Regions from separate parts of the Homo sapiens genome. Here regions 1, 2 and 3 are each linked to region 4. The links are chromatin loops, found by intact Hi-C in ENCODE. Cell type or tissue: PC-9. All regions are shown on one strand. Links, peaks and the distances in the headings refer to the core of each region. The heading gives the core; the rest is flanking DNA.

What was found. Hi-C counts contacts between places; a loop is a spot of excess contacts. Peaks named below come from ENCODE experiments on the same cell type or tissue, not always from the same donor. Only the 100,000 strongest peaks of a DNase experiment are listed, where the experiment ranks them.
Region 1: a loop joins it to region 4, with 2.4 times the contacts of the local background. A loop is called at or near these places in 5 of 110 quality-filtered maps.
Region 2: it touches region 4 in a loop (10-fold over the local background); 3 of 110 quality-filtered maps call a loop at or near these places.
Region 3: it touches region 4 in a loop (12-fold over the local background); 14 of 110 quality-filtered maps call a loop at or near these places.

What each region holds. Positions count from the first base shown.
Region 1 is chr6:141,379,112-141,383,144 of GRCh38, reverse strand. No RefSeq gene overlaps it. Among named protein-coding and RNA genes, the nearest start is that of MIR4465, 700 kb to the right of the region's middle. In PC-9, for the core only: no CTCF peak of the experiment used is centred there; a DNase peak (open chromatin) is centred at 1,824; H3K4me3 peaks cover 830 bases; H3K27ac peaks cover 409 bases.
Region 2 is chr6:141,419,289-141,423,321 of GRCh38, reverse strand. The region is part of intron 2 of LOC105378029 (a long non-coding RNA gene); the gene reads right to left. Among named protein-coding and RNA genes, the nearest start is that of GJE1, 710 kb to the left of the region's middle. In PC-9, for the core only: no CTCF peak of the experiment used is centred there; a DNase peak (open chromatin) is centred at 1,731; H3K27ac peaks cover 398 bases.
Region 3 is chr6:141,324,799-141,328,831 of GRCh38, reverse strand. No RefSeq gene overlaps it. Among named protein-coding and RNA genes, the nearest start is that of MIR4465, 640 kb to the right of the region's middle. In PC-9, for the core only: no CTCF peak of the experiment used is centred there; a DNase peak (open chromatin) is centred at 2,211; H3K4me3 peaks cover 359 bases; H3K27ac peaks cover 1,286 bases.
Region 4 is chr6:141,550,794-141,554,826 of GRCh38, reverse strand. No RefSeq gene overlaps it. Among named protein-coding and RNA genes, the nearest start is that of GJE1, 580 kb to the left of the region's middle. In PC-9, for the core only: no CTCF peak of the experiment used is centred there; a DNase peak (open chromatin) is centred at 2,076; H3K4me3 peaks cover 1,058 bases; H3K27ac peaks cover 2,495 bases.

The DNA of each region.
Region 1 (4,033 bases), core at 658-3,157, 170 kb after region 4:
TGAACATGAACATATTTAGTGCACATGACAAATAGCTCTGATTATATGGACATATTTGGTTATGGTGTTTAAAATAACTATTATTGCATAAGATATTTGTTAATTTATACTAAAACATCTAGACAAAACATATATTTATAAATATTTAAAGTTCATATTCCAGATTTTTTATTCCTGAATAAAAAATACATATTTTTATGGCAAATACAAATTATTCAAAACATGTATTGGAAAATTTCCTTATGGTATACTCGCCAAGCGATAAAGACAAGCCATAAAATTTGTTTTTATCATTTTGCCAAAAACCTGTACTCCTTAATTTTAGTTCTTTTTCAGTTGGGGATATCTCAGAGGATGTTTCTAAACTATTTTAGAGGATTCAGTTAATAAAAATTTTTGTAATTTAAAAAAATTTGTATATTTATTTTATTAATGTAATATTAATTTCATTTCCATGATCTTGGAGATGTTACTTTATGTTTCTGGACTTCAGTGTTCTTATTTGAAAAATCATGGGTTTCAATCATTTGAATTCCTCAGCTCTAACATTAACTGGGATCTACAATACATTTATTTGCCTACTTTTGTACCACCCCATCAATTCTATTTACCTGAATATCTATTACTGTTGATCTTTCTAATTAGCTATCCATATGTACTGCACACACACTTTACATACATATGTAATATATAAATTCAGTCTTAATATCATCACTCTAATTTTAGTTCAAATTATCTGAACTAAATATTGTAAACATAACAGTAATTATTCAGTGTAAACATTATTATATAGTAATTATTACACTATGAGTAGCAATATAAAAGAAGATAGAATTATTAATAAAAATTTAACTTTATTTTAATTAATATACACTGAGGATTAGTAATACTTTACTACTATTAAAATATTTTTACGTGGTCTTCAGTTTCCTATATAAATTAAAAATATTAAGTCTATAACGTTTCTCAGTATATTTAGGTGCTTTGACAAATGACAGCACAGACTGCAAATGCAAACTATCAAACAGCTAAAGAAAATCTCTGAAAATTTCTGTGTTTCTTATTCAATTTTTTGTTTTCATTATAAAATTATTTCTATGTACTTCAATACAACTTCTATAAATTGCATTGAGAAATTTAAGATGCATATCACATGCTTCCATGTTCATTATTTTTGCTAGTTTCTACATAGTTTCTATCAAAATTGCAAATTTAATCACAGTTAGTCATTAAATACTGTTAAATAGACTCAGCATCTATCATACAGATGGAAAATAAATCTAATTTTGAAACTTTTTTATTACCTTAGGTCACATAATTAGTTTCTCTTAAAATATGGAAATAATAAACTAATATTATTGAAATTAACTTTAATGGAAGTCTTCTAAATTCCCGACACATATAAAAAATCATTATTCAATGATTTTAAGAAGTAAAAAAATTAAGCATGGCCCATGTTTTCATATGTTTAGTATATTTATTATCAATAGTAGCATCTATGGAAAATACTTGAAAATTATACAATCCTGTCTCCTTTTTTGAGATATTATAGGACATTTCGAGTAGTTTACATTATTTGTAATAGTTGTTCCTTGATTATTCCAGTAAATATACTCTACTTAATCCTTTTTACAGGTATTATGTAAAATGTATACATAGTATCTGTAAAATGCGTACATAATATCTGTAAAACATCTAAAAATCTAAACATGGGAATGTTTCACAGGATTTATTTTGCTTTGTGTGGCTTTGCTTCTTTGTATTAGCTAAGAGTTAATAAGTCACTCTGATACTCTATATCTCATTCCAAAAAGACTTTGCTCCGTGTTCAATATGACTCATTTTCACTTTCTGTTCCGCTTTTTTTTTTTTTTTTTTTTTTTTTTTGAGACGGAGTCTCCCTCTGTCGCCCAGGCTGGAGTGCAGTGGCGCGATCTCGGCTCACTGCAAGCTCCGCCTCCCGGGTTCATGCCATTCTCCTGCCTCAGCCTCCAGAGTAGCTTGGACTACAGGCACCTGCCACCAAGCCCGGCTAGATTTTTGTATTTTTAGTAGATACAGGGTTTCACCGTGTTAGCCAGGATGTTCTCGACCTCATGACCTCTTGATTTGCCCACCTCAGCCTCCCAAAGTGCTGGAATTACAGGTGTGAGCCACCACGCTTGGCCCACTTTCTGTTCTTTTTACTTGTTGAATGGAGCAATATTGCAATCTTGGCAGTTAAATAATTCACCAAACATATTAAGCACAAGTTCTTTTTTATGTATATATTCGAATTTTTTCTGCCTCTGTGTTAAACTATAGAACATCTTATTTCTAAGGCAAAGAGGCCTAAACTATAATCTGGAGCAATGTGTTTTCCAAATCCCAAGTGTTACAGCATCTAACAGAAATGTTATCCAGACTTTCAAACTCTTCATTTGTATAAAGGAAAATGAAATAAAATTAACATTTATTTTGTTTTCACCCTACAACAGGGATTGAGATTTCTTAGCATATTATTTAACTTAATGTCACAATAATTCTGCAAGATAAAAACCATTATAACCTCTATTTATTTATTTATTTATTTATTTATTTATTTATTTATTTATTTTGAGACAGAGTTTCATCCTTGTTGCCCAGGCTGAAGTGCAATGGCGTAATCTCGGCTCATTGTAACTTCCTCCTCCTGGGTTCAAGTGATCCTCCTGCCTCAGCCTCCCAAGTAGCTGGGATTACAGCTGCCTGCCACTCTGCTCAGCTAATTTTTGCATCTTTGGTAGAGACAGATTTTACCATGTTGGTCAGGCTGGTCTCAAATACCTGACCTCGGGTGATCCACCAGCCTTGGCCTCCCAAAGTGCTGGGATTACAGGCGTGAGCCGCCATGCCTGGCCTATTATAATCATTTTTAAAGATGAAAAAGGAAAAGGAAGAGAAGAAAAGTGTATGTGTATTCTATTGTTTCATTTAGCATTTAACAATGGATAATAACTGAAAATGAGAAAGTTTGCCTTGTTAGAAACAGTATGGTGGTGTTTCATTTTGTTTTGTTTTTTGCCTTTATTACACTCTGGGTTTGTCCTGGTGTTGGGATTTCTAGTTCCCTTTTTTACCTCCATCTCTTTCTTTGTCGAACTCTTAAAATTCATATGTAAAAAATTAGTGAAGTATTCTGCTCATATAATTTGGGTTGAATCATTTTTCATTTATTTTTTTTCCTAATGAAGAATAAATATGAGTTTTTATTATTTAATTGAGTAAAAAACATTGGTTCAGATTTACATAATATGTTACTTATTCAGTAGAAATAAAACATATAATACAAACTTCACTATTTTATATAGAAATACAGAGTAGAGTCATCCAGAACCCCCCTACAGATGCCAAATTTAATGCATGCTCAAGTCTCATATAAAATGATACAGTATTAGCACATAACCTATATATATCCTCCCACCTACTTTAAATGAACTCTATGTTATTTATAATACCTAATACAATGGGAATGCTCTGTAAATAGTTGTTACTGTATTGCTTTTGTATTTGTATTTCTTTTTATCATGTTTTTTCCCCAGATATTTTCAATTCACAGTTGGTTGAATCTCTGAATGTGGAACCTGTTGATACAGAGGGACAGCTATAGAATTCTGAGTCCAGAAAAGATAGGCTTAAATGAGTAAAAAATCTTGATATTTAAGTGTAAAAATAAGATATTTGTTGACTGAAATACCCTATTCTTTTTCCCAAATAAAAACATTATTATGTAAATAATCTTTTTACTATAAAATATTTCTTGAGTGTTAGTAACAGAGCAAAACTCAGAAGATAGAATAATCTTTTTAAATTTATTTATTTATTCTATTATTATTATTGTTGTTGATTAAAGTTCTAGGATACATGTGCAGAACATGCAGGTTTGTTACATACGTATTCATCTGCCGTGGTAGTTTGCTGCACCTATCAACCCATCACCTAGGTTTTAAGCCCCACGTGCATTAGCTATTAGTCCTGATGCTCTCCTTCCACTTGACCCCCACCCGCAAGCAGG
Region 2 (4,033 bases), core at 576-3,075, 130 kb after region 4:
TCATATTATCAGAAAAGTATTATTTTGTTGCAATAATACTAAAACAATATTTTAAAAAGTGAAATTGTAGGCCAATATTTCTTATGAACAAAGATACAAAATTCCTAAAACATATTATTAGCACATTGAATTTAGTGATAAGTAAAAAGGATAACACATCATGACACAAAGTGATGCATGATCCAGCAGCGCCAGTTTGGTTTAACATAGATTGAAAATCATCTACTACAATTCAGTAGACTGACAAAATTAAAGACAGCAACAATATTTGAAAAAAATTATAATTTTTTAATTGTACAGACTAAGTCCAAAAGGAATTTTCTTAATCTAATAAAGAGTATCTGCAGAACACTGTTATCTAATGTAGTAAATGATAAAATATTCCATCTCCTCTCCATCATCCAATTTGGAATTGCAATTGAGATGCCAATTATCTTCATTTCTATTTATTATTATATTGGTGGTTAAAAGCAGTGCAATAAAGCAACAAAATTAAATAAAATACGTAAAATTGAGAAAGAAAGAAACAAAACTTGCATTATTTATGAATGATACAATATATGTAAAATATTCAGAAATATCAGACAAATTGAATTAAGAAGTACATTTACCAAAGTTCAAGGATAGAAGGTCAATATACATAAATCAATTTTATATGTATATTCCAGAAAAGTAATAGCAAGTGGAAAATGCATTTAAACATATAAAATCAATTATAATAACGTCAAAGAAACATTACATTCCTAGAAATAAATCTGGCAAAACACATGGGAGAAGACTGTTCTGAAAGCTCTAGACATTAGGAAGATATTTTAAAGAACAAAAAATTATAATATGCCATGTTCACTGATGATAAAACACAATATTCTAAAGATGTAATTTCTCCCAAAATGAATGAATATATTCAACACAGTTCAAAATCTCTGCCAGTGTGTGTGTGTGTGTGTGTGTGTGTGTGTGTGTGTGTGTGTGTGAAAACTGACCAGGGGAAAATAAAATGTACCAGGAAATATGAAGTCATGAATACCCAAAGCAATCACGAAAATAAAAAGTAAAAATGGACCACTTCCAGATATGAAGATCTATTATAAAGTAATACTAATTAGAAAAGCATAGATGAAATGAACTATAAAGTTGAATAGAGAGCCCAGAAAGAGACCTAATCATATACAACTCCATGTAGTGTAATAACAGTGACAATGCTTATGTGAAAATCAATTTTCGACAGAATGCAGATCAAGATTTAACATATGAAACAGTAAAACATTGAGAAAAAACACAGAAGATTTTTCTAGTTGAGCCTGAGGTAGGCAAATATTTCTTAAGCAAGACATACAATTGCTGACCAAAAGAAAAATAATTCATAAAATGAACAATATTATACTCACAGAACTTCTGTTCCTCAAGGTATACTTCATGGTGAAAGGGCAACCCATAGAGTGGGAGGTGCTGTTCACTATATATTCATATATATGATACAGAATTCTTAATTGTAATGTATAAGGATCTCTTTCAAATTAATAAGATAAAGTAATGCAACTCATCATTAGTCATCAAAAAATGCAAATCAAAAGTAACATACTGTATTTATATACAACCATCAGAGTGGCTGAAATGAAATAGATAATGCCAAACTGGTAAGAAATTAAAGTATCAGAGGCTTCAAGTGAAGGGGTATATAGAAGTATTTGTACAATTCACAAAACCCTTAGGCAGTATTTACTAATGCTGAACACATGCATAACTTGTGACTCACTCCTGGGTACATCACCAAAGCAATGGCCAGCAGATTTCTCAGCAGACTATCGCAAGGACAAAAAACCAAACACCTCATGTTCTCACTCATAGGTGGGAACTGAACAATGAGAACACGTGGACACAGGAACGGGAACATCACACACCGGGGCCTGTTGTGGGGTTGGGGGAGGGGGGGAGGGATAGCATTAGGAGATATACCTAATATTAAATGAAGAGTTAATGGGTACAGCATACCAGCATGGCACATGTATACATATGTAACAAACCTGCACATTGTGCACATGTACCCTAAAACTTAAAGTATAATAAAAAAAAAGAAAAAGTAAATAAATGTCCAGCATGCGCCTGCTAAAATGTTTTTTATGGCACTACTTAGGCTAGTCCAAAATGCCTATTAACAACAGACTGAATAATAAATGTATGTTCATTCAGCAGAATACTATCCAAAAATAATAATATGTATCTTACGAGTACACAAAATATAAATGAATCTCTCAAAGAAAATATTGTTCAAAGGTGCTAGACACAAAGGATTATATTTTGTATTATTTTGTTTACATAAAATATTCAAACTAGAATGACAAACTTATATCTTCAAAAGTCAGGATAGTGTTTATCTTTGCTGGTGGGGAAAAGTGACTGGTGAGTGGAAGAGTACAAAATAGTCTTCTGGGAATTTGCCAACATCCTGTTTTTTAAGCTAATTGATACATACCCAGGTGTGCTGAATTACTCATTTATGATGCAGACACTTTCAATTTAATAGCTTAGCCAATTAAGTTATCTCTGTCCTGGTACAGTGTGCTTTCATTATTGGTTTTGCCCAAATATTAAATATGGACATATAAATCATGTCTATTAATATCTCTACTATGTTTGATATGTATATGCTCAAAGACTTCTAATACTGTAATATATAGATGGTGGTTGCAATCTTTGAGGTGGCAGAAATCACCCAGAAAGGAATAATACTGTAAAAAAAGAAGCTCAAGAACTAATTCCTTGGAAACAGCAGGGAGGCTAGAGTTTAGTCCATAACTATAACTAGTGCTTTTAAAAGAGACAGCAACATCAAACAGAGACAAGCCATACTCAGGTAACGATGAGAAGCTTCAGTAACCATATTCCAATAAGTTAGAGAAAGAAAAAGGAAATTCTTAATTCTACAATTATCATCTTTAGTTTCTGTTCAACCTTTTCCATCTGCCATGTCTTATTTCAGAGCTAATTGAGTGTCCAATTTTCCATCTCATTATTTCAATCCACCTTTCTGGAGAGTATATAAAAACAAATGCATAATCAATTCATTGCCAATACTCAAAACTCTTCAAATATTGCTCTGTTGCACATAGGACAGAGTACAAATTGAAATCCGTTAGATCAGTTCAAGAAGTGTTTCAGTATTTGGCCTTTACTACACCAGGTAGATTAACGGCTTGTCTTATATTGCTCTCACATACAGATTACATGATTTTGGCGTAAGAACTACTTACATTTAGATCAATTGTGTATTCAATGAGTTTATTCTTTCTGACATGAGGCCTGCCTTAAGACAAGTGTCAATTCAAGGCTCATCTTCCTGACAAAGCTTTACCAGACCTCATTTTACAGCACTCCACATTGCAGGTAATACTGCAACACTGATCACTGTTCATTCCACTAGATTTAATATTTAATCCTCAGTCTCCAGATTTCAAAAGTCACCTTTGTATCCTGAGTTTCCAGCTCTATATCTGGCACATGGGAGGTTAAATGTGCCTCAGTTTAGTTAGGATAGGTTTGGCTGTGAGAAAGACCTAAAAATTGTGGCATAAACAATACAGACATTTTTTTTCCTGACATGAAACATTTGAAGAACGGTAATGGGGGTTGCTGTTACGGTTGCTTAGTTCTATGTCCTCTCAACCCCTTGTAACTTCTCTGTTGCATGTGGCTCCCATTCACAAAGTTATTCTAGGATTCAGGAAAAGAGAAAAAGGCTCTTTAAATTTCATTTAAAGGAAAATATCACAAGTCCTCACAGAGCGTTTTCATTAAAACTCCATTTGTCAGAATTTCCTCCCATGGGGACTTTCCCATTCATAAGGGAAGCTAGGAATATAGTGCTTATCATCCTAAGTCTCCTCACTGCTTTTCCTCAACTGCCTCCTCTTCCACATCTCCTCTTTCTCCTTCTTACAATTTAACTCACTTTGGGTATTAGGGTTCTCCTGAGAGACAGAACCAATAGCACAGATAGACGGTAGGTAGGTGGATGGATGGATGGATGGATGGA
Region 3 (4,033 bases), core at 867-3,366, 230 kb after region 4:
AAGTTTTTTGTGAGTAGAACATTTAAAATTTACTCCCTTAACAATTTTGAAATGTGCGATGTTATTGACTATGTTTATTGTGCTGTGCACTAGAACTCTAAAAATGGAAAACATATTCCTCCTGCTTCACCAAAATTTCATATCCTTTGACAGTCATAAACCCATTATCCCCACACCCCAACATCTATAACCACCATTCCATTCTCTGCCTCTATGAGTTTGATTGTTTTGGATACCACATATAAGTGAGAACATGCAATAGTGGTCTTTATGTGCCTGACTGATTTTGCTTAGAACAATGTTCTCCAATTTTATCCATGTTATTGTAAATGATAGAACTTCCTTCTTTTTTAAGGCTGAATAGTATTCCATAGCGAATCTATACCAAATGCTCTTTATTCATTTATCTATTTTGTTTTTGAGATGGAGTCTCACTGTCACCAGGCTAGAGTGCAGTGGTGCGATCTCAGCTCACTGCAACCTCTGCCTCCTGAGTTCAAGCAATTCTCCTGCCTCAGCCTCCTGAGTAGCTGGAACTACAGGCACACACCACCACGCCCAGCTAATTTTTGTATTTTTAGTAGAGACGGGGTTTCACCATGTTGGTCAGGATGGTCTCAATCTCATGAACTCATGATCCACCCGCCTTGGCCCCCCAAAGTGTTGGGATTACAGGTGTGAGCCACCGCTACTGGCCTTTATCCATTTATCTATTAATGGACTCTTAGGTTGATTACTTTCCTTGGCTGTTGCAAGCAGTGCTGCAGTAAACCTGAGAGTGTAGGCATCTCTTTGACAAATTGATTTCAAATATTTTAGGTAAACCAGAAGTGGGTTTGCTGGATCATGTAATAATTCTATTTTTTTTGTGTGTGAAAACTCCATAGTGCTTTCCATAATAACTGTACTAATTTACATTCCCACCAACAGTGTAGACGGGTTCCCTTTTCTTCACATCCTCACTAACACTTCTTACCTTTTGTCATTATGATAAAAGCCATTCTGATAGAAGTATGATTATATCTCACTGTAATTTTAATTTGCATTTTCCTAGTGTTTAGATTAACAATTACGTCAACATAGTTGTTTCCTTTGCTGTGCAGAAGCTGCTTAGTTTGATGTAATCCCATTTGTCTATTTTTGCTTTTGTTACCAACATTTTTGGAGTCAAATACAAAATATTGCTCAGACCAATGTCGTGTAGTTTTTCCCCTGTTTTTTTTCTAGTACTTTTAGAGTTTTTGGTTTTATGTTTAAGTCTTTAATTCATCTTGAGTTGATTTTTTATATAGTGTGAGGTAAAGGTCTAATTTCTTTCTTCTGCCTATGGAAGTCATATTTTTTCAAGACAATTTATTAAAGAGACTGTCCTTTTTCAATAGCGTATTTTTGGCACCTTTGTTGAAAGTCAGCTGATCCTACATGGGTGGGTTCATTTCTGGGCTCTTTATTCTGTTCCACTGGTCAGTGTGTATTTTTTTTTCCAATACCATGTTGGTTGTTTTAATTACTATGGCTTTATAGCATAGTCTGAAATCTAGTAATGTAATAACTCTTTGTTCTTTTTCTCACAAGTGCCTTGGCTATTCCAGGGTGTGTGTGTGTGTGTGTGTGTGTGTGTGTGTTTGTGTGTGTGGTTCCATAGTGCCTTTTGAAAAGGCCCCAAAGAGACCACTAACCCCTTTCATCATGTGAGGACACAGCTAGAAGGCACCATCTATAAACCTGAAAGTGAACTCTAACCAGACTTTAAATTTACCTTTCCCATGATCTTAGGCTTCCCAGCATCCAGAACTGTAAAAAATAAATGTATGTTATTTGTAAGCTACCCAGCTTTTGTTTTTCTTTTAACAGCAGCCTGAACATACTAAGATAATATCCAATAAAGTTAAACATGTGCATACCTTAATAAGCTAATTTTAATGTGTGTTCCTTGAAATTGTCAGGATACACAGATGCAAAACGTATTCTTACCCAGTTTCACTTTCTCCAGTTTAAGTTTACCACAGTCAACTGCAGTTTGAAATTTTTAAATAGAAAATTCAATAAATAAACAATTTGTAAGTTTTAAATTGTGTGTCATTCTGAATACCCTGAAGAAACACTGTACCATGTGATGATTCATGTCGTGGGTGTTTTGTCCCACCCGAGACATGAGTCATTCTTTCATTTAGTGTATCCATGCTGCGTACATTACTTGCCTATTAGTCATCCGCATCATCAACATCATCACAGCTCGATGATGCAGGATCACTCAAAGCAAATGATCTCTTTGTGACTATTGTAAGAAGGTGACTGGTAACCTAATGCTACAATGCCTACCTCATTCACCTCACTTCATCACATCACATAGGCATTGTGTCATCTCACATCATAACAAGGAAATATCTTATTATACTACACATCTAAGTGTGCAGTACGACAAGATATTTTGAAAAAGAGAAAGAGACCCCGTTCCCATAACATTTATTCATGTATATAATTATTCTATTTTTATTATTGTTCATCTTTTATTGTGCCTAATGTATAAATTAAACTTTATCATAGATATGTATCTACAGGAAAAAGAGTATATATAGGATTTAATACTATCTACAGTTCAGGCATCCACTGGCGGTCTTGGCAGGTATTCCCCATGGATAAGGGGGGAAGATACTGTATATAAAATTATAGATATAGATATAAATTTGTATGTATATGTATACCTTGGATTTTATATATTGTATATTATGAATATATAATATATACAGTCTTGCATAAAACTTAGTAAAATAATATATTCCAAATAAATCATAAATTGCATATTCTTATAAGCAGCATAGTACATTAATAACTTTTGGTATGTTCAAAGTATATGTTGGATTGCATGGAATAATGAAATACAGGAGCATGCTTCAGTATGTATGAATGATTTCACCAAAAATTAATCAATAATATAACCAGTACAAAACATTATTATAATATTTTTATAAACAGGTAAATGTGAATAATACATTATGTAGAAATACATTTGAGTCTGGTAAGCTGATATTAAAAAGCATGAAAATAATTATTTTGGTATATTGGTCATCTAAAGGTGGAGAGATGAGGTTATAATATTTATAAAAGCAAAGAATGAAATTTAAAATGTTTGTCAGTGTCCTATTTTTTAAGCTGTGTGTGGGGCGCGGACACAGGTATTTATTTTTATACAAACATGTATATTTCAAAATATGTTCATATATTCATAAGTATATATGATATTTTTCACAATTAAGATTGACATATTTAGCAACAAAGGATAATTTTTTATATAATTATGTCCCATGCAATATGTAGGTTACATTTATAGCAGTAATTTATTCATTGGTTATGCTAAATTCAAATGTAATGGAGCATTTTGCATTTTATGGTAACTCTACTCCCAGTAAATATTATACAAAAATCAATTAACTTTAGTTTATTGATCTTGTACGTGGTAACCTGATGAACTCTTGACTTATTTCTATTTCCCATTCACTTGATTCACTTTTGTTTTTCAAGATTTCTACCATGAATGTTCATCTCTTCTTTTCCAAATTTTATTCTTCTTATGTTATCTTTAAAGCATTGATTATTTCTGAAAGTACAAACTAAATAGTAATGCCAGATTTGATGACATTGTCTTGTTCTTCATGTGAATGGTAATAATTACTGTTTCAGCAAGAGTAAGATGTGCTTAATGAATAGAGGTTAAAAGAAAAGAAGCTCATAGTAAATAGCCTGAGTTGAAATGCCAAAGGAGACTCTATTGTAATGACATGGGCATGATGGTGGACAGCATTTGGGAAATATGCTGGGTGTTATACTGGTTTACCTGTAGTAGGTACTGGTTTACCTGTAGTAGGTACTGGTTTACCTGTAGTAGGTACTGGTTTGAAATTGAGTTGACTTCAAAAGAGGAAAAAAAAGAATATGGAAGTTGTGGTTTTGAATAACTGTCAATTCAAACAAGCATATGTGGTTCTTTTGACCTGTCATTTTTCTTAGTAACTCTGTAAAGAAACTTTAAATA
Region 4 (4,033 bases), core at 599-3,098:
ACATGGGAGTGCAGGTATCTCTCCAACATACTGCTTTCATTTCCTTTTAATATATACTCAATAGTGGGATTGCTGGATCATATTGTAGTTCTATTTTTAATTTTTTGAGGAACCTCCACATTGTTTTCCATAACAGCTATACTAATTTTCATCCCCACCAGCAGTGTATAAGTGTTCCTCTTTGTCCACATACACAGCAGCATTTATTATTTTTTATCTTTTTGATAATAGCTGTAGGTGGGAGGATCACGAGGTCAGGAGTTCGAGACCAGCCTGGCCAACGTGGTGAAACCCTGTCTCTGCTAAATATACAAAAATTAGCTGGGTGTGGTGATGTGCACCTGTAATCCCAGCTACTCGGGAGGCTGAGGCAGGAGAATAACTTGAACCTGGGAGACGGAGTTTGCAGTGAGCCGAGATAGCACCATTGTACTCCAGCATGGGCAACAGTGCAAGACTCTGTCTCAAAAAAAAAAAAAAAATAGCTCTTCCGGTTGAGGTGATGTGATATGTCACTGTGGTTTTGATTTGCATTTCCCTGATGATTAGTGATGTTGAGCATTTTTTCATATGCCTGTAGGCCACCTGTATATCATTTTGAGAAATGTCTATTCATTTCTTTTACCCAATTTTAAATTGGGTTATTTGTTTTTATTTATTTTCTGCTACGGAGTTGAGTTTCTTGTATATTCTGAAATATTAACCTCATCAGATTTATGATTTGCATACAATCTATTTCACGTCATAAAAGTATTTTTACCTACTCAAACTCTCATTTTTTCCTTATATCCTTGAACGTACTAAGCAGTTACTCAAAAGACTGTTACAGTTAGCTTTAAAATGGGGATATTCTGTTATTCTGTTGCTATAATTTGTTATTCCTACTGTTTTACCTTAATTTTATTATTTCCATATATATGCCTGGCTATGCTCTATTTTGTGCCATTGTGTTTGCAAAATTGTTTGTAGAATTATAATGCAAATGAGGGTGATGATCTGTTCCTCCAGAGAGGGTTTGCTTTGACTTCAGCCAGGCAACAGCAATCTGGGATTACTTCAATTTCATTTCATGGATTGAAATGATTCAAATATGAACGGCAGCTTCTGCCAGAACCTATATAATAAGATTTCTACTTACTCATAATTGTTATCCATTCATTGTCCTCCATACTCTAATTCCTGCCCCCCTAGCATCAAGAGGCCATCAAAGTACTATCAGCTTTTTAGCCTATAAGATGTCCTTCTGAAATAGTCAGATGCCCTCAAAGGAAAATCAGCCCCAAATACTAGGCTCATTTTTATAAATATATCTGTTTTTTTTTCTCAAATCATGACCCTTAAATTTTGCTATATTTTGACTTACAAAATGCTGTCAAGGAAATTTATTTTTATACTTTGTATGACTTTTCTATTTTTCCTCATTAAGTGAGTTGGCCTGAAACATTAATTTCATCTTGTTAGTCCCTCCCACTGCAACATGAGTGGACAGACAAAAATGATGAGAAAAGAAAGCCACCAGTTATTTATATAACTGATATTTGCCTATCTATTTATACACAGATAAATATGTTTTATATAACATATGGTTTAAAACAAACAGATCAAAATGTCTTGGAAGAGGAAGAAACTGTGCAATTTCTCTTGAATGAAAGGGCAAGTAACATTTCTAGAAATCCATGACAGTACTATAATAAAAGTGCATTCAAGAAACAAACAAATAAGAATATAATTATTTTAAGTTAAATTTATAGTAACATGAAAACGTAATTGAAACTGTGAGAGATGAAGTTGGAATATTTTCCCAGAAAGACAGCAAAAGACAATAGAAAACAGGGAAAAGTTGATCCAGAAGAAAAACATTAAAAATAGATCATAAATATGGAGAGGGCAAAATAATAATAATTCAACTTCTGTTTTTAGCTCAGAGAGACAAAATGCCAGAAAGAGCTTCACTTGTAAACTTACAAGAAAAACTAGACAGACTGCAAATAAACAGCTTCTCTTGAATCTAGCAGAAAACTGAGCACATAGGGCAAACAAACAATGTGAAGTAGGGAAGTGAGTCATGAAAAGCACCTGAATGCAAAAACAGGCACTGAGCATTTGCTTATCTTGGACAAATGCCAATGAATGACATACAAGACAAAAAGTAGTTTCAAGTGGAAATTATTAATGAATTGCAAAAGGCCAAGTATGGGCTAAGGTGAAAGTATAAAACCCCTGGGAGAGATAGTCATGGCAGGTTTCACGTACTCCTGCAGGCTTTTTTCTTTAAGAACCCCTCTCCCCAGGCCCTTCTCAGATGTTCACAGGGAAGATGAAGAAGTATCCTCAGAAAGCTTTTGCCATAGTGTTGACTGGAGAGTGGAATAACAGTCATCTCTAAAATTCTATCAAGAGCCACTATTATATATTCCCTAGTCTGTATGGCAGAGTTCATTAAAATACAAAGCCTGAAGGCACTGGCGGAAACCCACTGCCACTTGAGGAGGGGAACGGAGAAGAAGAAATTAAACTGTACTTTTTGAAGAGGAACACAGATACATGTTACACCCAGCATTTCATCTGAAGGAGGAGCCAAAACACTTAGGAAGATGCAATACTCCTGAGATTCACTTTTTCAGTGCCTTCATAAGACTAAGACCTACATAGTGCATCGGAAAATGCACCCCCCCACCAGCTCACAAAACGACACTAAAGTATCAAAAAATCAAATCAAAGCAGCAATGGAATACAGCGGAAAAATACTGCAAGGGACAGATCACTCCAGGGACTGGCACAGAGTTAAGACAAAACCTAAGTGTCAGAGACAAAAAACAAGACACACGGACACACTTACACACACACATACACACACACACAAACACAAATACAGATACCAGAATATGCTTGCCTATACAACATGTCAAAATTTCAGCTGAAAATTATGAGGCATAAAAAGGTGAGAATAAATATAATATTGAAATACAAGGCAATATAAGAATCAGGCTCATATGTAAGACATATGGCAGGAATAAAGAAAACAAGTTTAAAATAACTATGAGAGGTTAAAGACTCTATTGAGGAAAAAAACAAACAACATGCAAGATCAAATAGATTATTTTAGCAGAGATATGTAAACTAATAAAAACTCAAGTAAAAATGTTAGAAAGTAGAAACACAGTAGCAGACATGAAGAAATCTCAGAGTCCAGTGAAAAGAAGTACAAAAGTTCCCAAAACTTGGGATATTAATCAAACTTTCCTAAACCAGACAGTGAGAAAATCTTAAATGTAGCCAGAAGGGGAAAATTACATGCTACATTCCAAAGAACAAGGATAAGAACTTCAACAGACTTCCTGTATGAAATCATGAGAGCAAGAGGACAATAGAAAGAGTTCTTTTACAGTGCTGAAAATTAAAACAAAATGAAATTTTTGAATTTTATACCCCGCAAAAATACCGCTTAAAAGGAATAAAGGAAATAAAGACTTCCTGAGAACAAAACATAAGAAATCTCATTAACAGAAGATCCATTCCATGAGAAATGTTACAAGAAGTCCTTCAGACAGAAAAAAAAAAATAGGTTATAGGCTGGAAGATTGAATATATACAAAGAGAAGAAGATTATTGGAAATGGAATAAACAAAAGTAAAATAAAATATCTTGTTATTCTTGTTATTTTTATACATTTAAAGGCAACTGATTAATTAAAAGAACAATAATAACAATATCCTGTGTGTATAGCATATGCAAAAGGGAAATGCATGACCACAATGACACAGGGGTGGGAAAGGAGTTGAGAAGATACTGTGATAATCTCCATATACTATATGTAAAGTAGTATACTATTATCTGAAAGTGACCTTAGATGATTGAAACATGTATATTTTGTATCCTGGGGCAATCACTAAAAAGAAAAAGAAAGAAGTACAAGTGAGGAATATAAAATGAAATTATAAATATACACAATTAAAATTGGAGAAGGTAGAAAAAATATATATTTATAAAAAACAAATGCGAATAACTAGCCAGATGGTAGAATTTGATCTGT